2 separate regions of the Homo sapiens genome follow, and region 2 is linked to region 1. The links are chromatin loops, found by intact Hi-C in ENCODE. Cell type or tissue: adrenal gland. All regions are shown on one strand. Each heading gives the region's core, and the rest is flanking DNA. Links, peaks and the distances in the headings are about the cores only.

Region 1 (2,933 bases), core at 113-2,612:
TGTCATAAGCCTGCTTAAAACTCTTTAATGAATAAAACATAATCTCCTCAACCTCACTCCTTACTTGCCAGCTACTTTCCCCCACATAAGTACCATACTCTGGCCTTAATGTGAACCACTTATACTTCCTCCAAATGCCAAGTTATTTAATACCTATGTGCCTCTGACACAGACAATGGCATCATACTGAAATACTCAACCCAGCTAGTCAGCCTGGTCAACCTTGCTTGGTACTCAGGTAGCCTTTTTTAAAATACGTATTTTAAGCATTTGTCTCATGTATTTAAATGAATCAGTTGTCTGTCCACCTTAGGCCCTACCCATTACCTATGTATTAGCAACTACTACTCAAGGGCTGAATCTATTTGCTCTTCATTTTTATACCTTCGGCACACATGAAGATCCAATAAATATTTGTTGAATAACTAAACACAGTTAGAAAACAAAACAAGAGATTAAAAGACTACAGGTCTAACCATCAGGAAACCTTAGTTTAAATTCACATGAGCACCTGCTTTCGATTAAAGACAACATATCCGCCCTGTGTCTCAGTTCCCTCCCCTCTAAAGGAAGGTTCATAATGAGTACATAGCATGAGAAGACAGAGCAAGGTCTCACATCATTATCTCTGAAACAACAAATCAAATCAGGGCACTTTCTACTGTAAAAGAATGGCTGGAAGAACAGTTCTCAAGAGTTTTAAGCAGCACACAAATGCAAGATAGTATTATTTCTTCTGCTTATCTTTACCGAAGAGTTTCCCTACAAGCATGTGAAAGACAAATGATACTTATTCGGCCCTTTTAAAGTATGTCCAAAAAGCTTTTGATAGACTTTGTATTTGTTTAGGTTAACTGTGGACACAGAATGCTATTACAAATTCCCCTCATGTTTTTATATGTCATTCAGTTAGTCACATAGCAACAACTAAAGTCTGGCAAAAGCACATGCTCACTAAGCTAATCATTCAGCTGTAATACTAGAAAAATCATGACAACCAAACTGATTTAAAGAGCTAAGATAAATAGCTTGGCCCCATCTTCAAAACCAGATTTAAAAAACATTCTACTGAATTCCTTGTACTAAATAATTCATAGTATGAATTTTATCATAACGAAGTTGATAAGGCCTTATGGAATACAGGCTAGTACTTGGAAATACTTTCATTAGTATGAATTATTTATGGTAAGGTCATTTGTTTTTAAAAGCCTTTGGTCTGTAACAAGTACTCAATAACAGAAAAATCACACACAAAAAATGAAAAACACATTTAAATAAAAGAAAAATTTAATGGAATTTTCAAAATTAACACATGGTTTTACATTTAATCCTTATAGAAAGACTTATCAACTGCTCATATTTATTCATTTAACAAATATTTTTTGCATACCTACTCTATTACAGACACTGTTCTATGCATTGATTATTCCTGAACTTTCAAAATCCTCTCTTATTTACATACTACAGTTTACAATAAACCATAAAGTAGTTTTAAAAGCTTTCCTAACAGGCACGGTACAGTGCCTCATGCCTGTAATCCTAGAACTTTGGGAAGCCACGGTGGGAGGCTCACTTGAGTCTCAGAGTTTGAGACCAGCCTAAACAACACAATGAGACCCCCATCTGTACAAAAAATTAAAATATTAGCCCAGTAAGGTGGTTCACACCTGTGGTCCTAGCTACTTGGTCAGTAAGGTGGGAGGATCACTTGAGCCCAGGAGGTTGAGGCTGCAGTGAGCCATGATCCTGCCACAATGCTCCAGCCTGGGTGACAGAGCAAGACCCTGTCCCCCCCCAAAAAAAACAACAAAAAACAAAAACAAAAAAAAACACAATGCTTTCCTATCCATTATTCCTCTTGATGCTGCTGAAAACTGGACAAGGAAACTGAGGCCCTGATCTCAGTGGTAAAGCAATGACTGACTCTAGCTCAGGTCTTCTGATGTCCTCTGCAATGAACTTTTTCACTAAGCCCCACTTAGGCCCTGACTGCATTCTTAGGACCTGAGTTAGTCATAACAAGAGTCTATTTAATGTATAATTAGGTTAGTAGGACACAATCGATGTTTAGCAACAGAAATTTAGTCTGTTACTTTACTTCTTGGAAAACTCACTGCCTTCCTCCCCCTCCTACCCACCTCCCCACGTACACAAGAAACGAAGCATAATACTTGTACCTTTGAGATTTTTTTTTTTACCAAGCATAAACGTCAATGCAAATTAAGATTTCAAAAACGTAAAATTAAGAAAGGAAGGAAAAAAGGAAGTATATAAAAGCCACTGCCTCATAAATATAAAACTATCCTTGTACTTAATAACAAGATGTTTCAATGTACTTACAAGGTAAATCAAAGTTATATTTTACATTTTAAAATTTACCTCTGGGAAACTAAATTTAATTGGTTATATATTTTTATATCTCAGAACTGAACTATGCTTTGAATGGATGGTGCAAAGTTAACCTAGGCAGCTGCTAAGCAAGCTTTCTCACCAAACTCTGCCAAATTATTTCAATTCTGACCTGCACTATCTTGCAATTTCTCTCTTGCTCTTTTGAGCACAGACTATAAAATCATGCCAAACTCTGTGTGAATGTCTTTTAACAAACATAAACATATACTAGAAACAAATGTACTTTCTCTGGCACACTTACATGTAAAACTATGACTTTATGGAAATACTATCCAAAGAATAAGAAAAATTAAAAGCAGGAATAACATAATGTTATGCTGATAAAGCTATCTACGATGTTCTATAAAAAAAACTTTAATTATAAAGTTTTTTATATAAAAATATGACCAAATAAATGAAAATCTAATTAATACTGACTATAGGCTTTCAAAATGAAATTATATAATTGACAGCAGTTAAATTTTGTTTTCAGAAACCTGAATCTGTGAAAATCCATATTCCAACTAAAGAATGCTAAAGTG
Region 2 (2,933 bases), core at 296-2,795, 90 kb before region 1:
TAGTTTCAGAGATCCTGTTATAATCATCCCTTATAACCCACACTTTTCCTTTATATAACTCATTACAACTGCAGGTATATAGTTTTATATTAGTATTAGTCAAATGCCTGTTTCTCCCACTGGATGATGAGTTCCAAAAAGCCATGAACCATGCACCTGGCACATAGTAAATGTCTAATAAATGAAAAAATAAAATCTAGAGCTATTTTTTAAAAGCTACAAATTGGTACTAACTATTTAAGGGACTAATTTGGCAATAGCTATTATCATTTAAAATGTGCATACTCTTACTCGGCAATGTTTATATGAATCTATGTAATAGAAATAGACAATAGAGTATGTATAGATATAGTTGTATTGATGTAGATAAGGCTTTGTACTTGAGATTTCTCTGTAAGAATAAAAAATGAAAACAATCCAATTATTAACAAAGTAATAAAATAAATCGTGATGTGTCTGAGAAAGAATAAATGTATTAGTATATATTCTTATATTTAAATGGGTATAAAGATAGTAAGTAAAGTTGGGAAGGTTTTGTGCACGTAAAGGTTAGAGGTTATTTCTGGGACATGGGAGTGAGGGAGAAAAAGGAAGGACCATATAAATAAAATTGGGTCAGTAATACCTGTCATATAGTTTTATTATGATGGTTAAGTAACATAATATATAGTATGTTTATATGTATACTTTTTAAAGACATATGTACTAATGTATGTACACATATCCATCCATCTATTTAAAGGCATATGTACTAATGTATGTACATATATCCAACCACATATCAATCTTTCCTACCTGCCCAGGAAATCAACTCTTTATCTACACTAAACAATGCAGGAAGCCAGCGTGCTATAAGTTAGACTTGCAGGAAGCCAGACTGCTACCTCTAGTGACAATCTAGGAAGCTAAACAGTAACTTCTATAACAATTGATTAATAACTGACAGCTTCCCTAATTTTGTCTCTGCCTCTAACTAGGACCAACCAGAGAAAGCCAAATATGTACTCCTAACCAATCACAAGGACGTCCTGTTTCTAGTCAGCCGGTCTATAGCTTCTCTATGTCAGCAGCCTCCCATCAGGGCATACCCAAAGGCTTCCCTTTTCTTCCCTCTATGAACCTTTCATTCCTTTGCTTGCTTTTAATTCTCTGCCAAGATGCAAGTGATGACTGGCTGACTCCCTTGCTACAGCAAGCTCAAATAAATAGCTTTTGTTTTTCTCATTCGGTTATTCTTGTTTGTTTCTAGATGGTTCAACTTGTCTTCCATAGTAACAGAAGTTTAGCTGGGCATATGGCCAGCTGAATGAAGACTTTCTTTTCCAGCCTTCCTTGCAGCTAGATAGGTTCATGAGAGTACATTCTGGCCAAGGGAATGAAGTTGAAAATGTTGTGTGACAGGCAGCACTCAGGAATGTGCTTTAAGATAAAGCCAGCATGTACTCTTTGTCCCTTCAAGCCTAGTGTGACTTGATAAGCTAGAAATAGGCTGGGTCTCTAAAATACTCTTGATAGAGCAGAGCTACCATACTAGCCCCAGACTTTTATGTGACAGAGAAATAATAACAATAACAATAATAATAGCAGCAGCAGATACATTTACATAGCCTTACAATGTGTGAGGCATTCTTCTAAGCTCTTAATAAATACTAATTAATTCAATCATTACAACAATCCTATAAAGTAGGTTCTATTATTACTGTGTTTTTTAGAAAATGTGACACAGAGAAGTAACTGGCCCAAGGACAAACAGTTTTTAAGCTACTATTATTTAAGGGTTTCTATTAATTGCAGCTGAACTTAAACCCAATTAATATGCCCTTAGAAAAGAAGGTTAAACAACTTAATTATATTAATTATGAATTAATATGCCCTTAGAAAAGAAGGTTAAACAACTTTTATGTGGGGTTGATATCCAAGGTCTGACTGCAAATCCCACTTTCTTTGATGGATTCCCCCCCAAGAAACAGGTCAAGCTGCTCTAGAGTCTCTTTCTACCTCCTTTTACTCATGTCCAGAGACACAGGATCAAGCATGGTCTGCTCAGAGAATCAAACAGCAAAACTTTAACTCAACTTACAGAAGACAAGTATCTTGGCCTCTTTCCAAGTTGGTTTTGGGGTGTTTAGATATTTAAGCTGATCAGTGTAAACATCACCAAGTAAACCAGTTTCAGAATTATGATCACTAACCATCTACTATTTGTTACATATCTATCAGATAAGCTTTGCATTGAGGTCTTTAGTTTAAAATATCTAATATCCCTATGTGTTTAACAGACAATTCTATTAGAAAAAAAAACAAAACAAAACATTAAGACAATTTTTTCAAAACTTACCTTGATCATTCTGGATAGGTCGCCAGCATCTGCTAGTTCCAAAACTATGTTTAGTTCATTATCTTCAATGAATGATGCATAATATTTTATTACATTTGGATGGTTGAGTTGCTGAGAAAATAAAACAGGCATCAGAAAGTTTTCTTACTGTAAATATCCAAGAGTCACTTATAGTTTTGTACTTAAGAACAAACTTCACCGTATTTTTTAAATTACAGAAATCTTAACATGACAGTATACTTTTCTTTAGTGAATTGTGAAACAAATATTACAATTATTAAAAGTAAAACTAGGTATAAATTAATTTATCTTAATATTCTTTATTAGAAAGAATATATTTTACGTTTAAATCTTAATTTAAAAGTACTGCTATGCCCAATAAGCATATCAACAGATGCAAGAAGTAAATGATAGAATTAGGTCGCCAACTGCTAAAAATTACATCCTCAAAATGAGAACTTTCATTTAGGAACACTCAATGATAAATAAAGTATCCCTTTTTACTCCTACTTGGAAGTTATGGTTGGTCCTAGAATAACTCCAGCTAGTAGACAAAACACAGCTGGTACCTACTATACTATATCTAACTATTGCT

The links. Hi-C counts contacts between places; a loop is a spot of excess contacts. Peaks named below come from ENCODE experiments on the same cell type or tissue, not always from the same donor. Only the 100,000 strongest peaks of a DNase experiment are listed, where the experiment ranks them.
Region 2: a loop joins it to region 1, with 2.2 times the contacts of the local background. A loop is called at or near these places in 12 of 110 quality-filtered maps.

What each region holds. Positions count from the first base shown.
Region 1 is chr1:198,173,634-198,176,566 of GRCh38, reverse strand. The region is part of intron 1 of NEK7 (NIMA related kinase 7); the gene reads right to left. Among named protein-coding and RNA genes, the nearest start is that of NEK7, 18 kb to the right of the region's middle. RefSeq lists a silencer at 583-642. In adrenal gland, for the core only: no CTCF peak of the experiment used is centred there; no DNase peak of the experiment used is centred there; H3K27ac peaks cover 1,146 bases.
Region 2 is chr1:198,263,641-198,266,573 of GRCh38, reverse strand. NEK7 (NIMA related kinase 7) reads right to left here. Exons shown (of 10, transcript NM_133494.3): 5 at 2,339-2,449. Among named protein-coding and RNA genes, the nearest start is that of NEK7, 110 kb to the right of the region's middle. RefSeq lists a silencer at 1,261-1,555. In adrenal gland, for the core only: no CTCF peak of the experiment used is centred there; no DNase peak of the experiment used is centred there.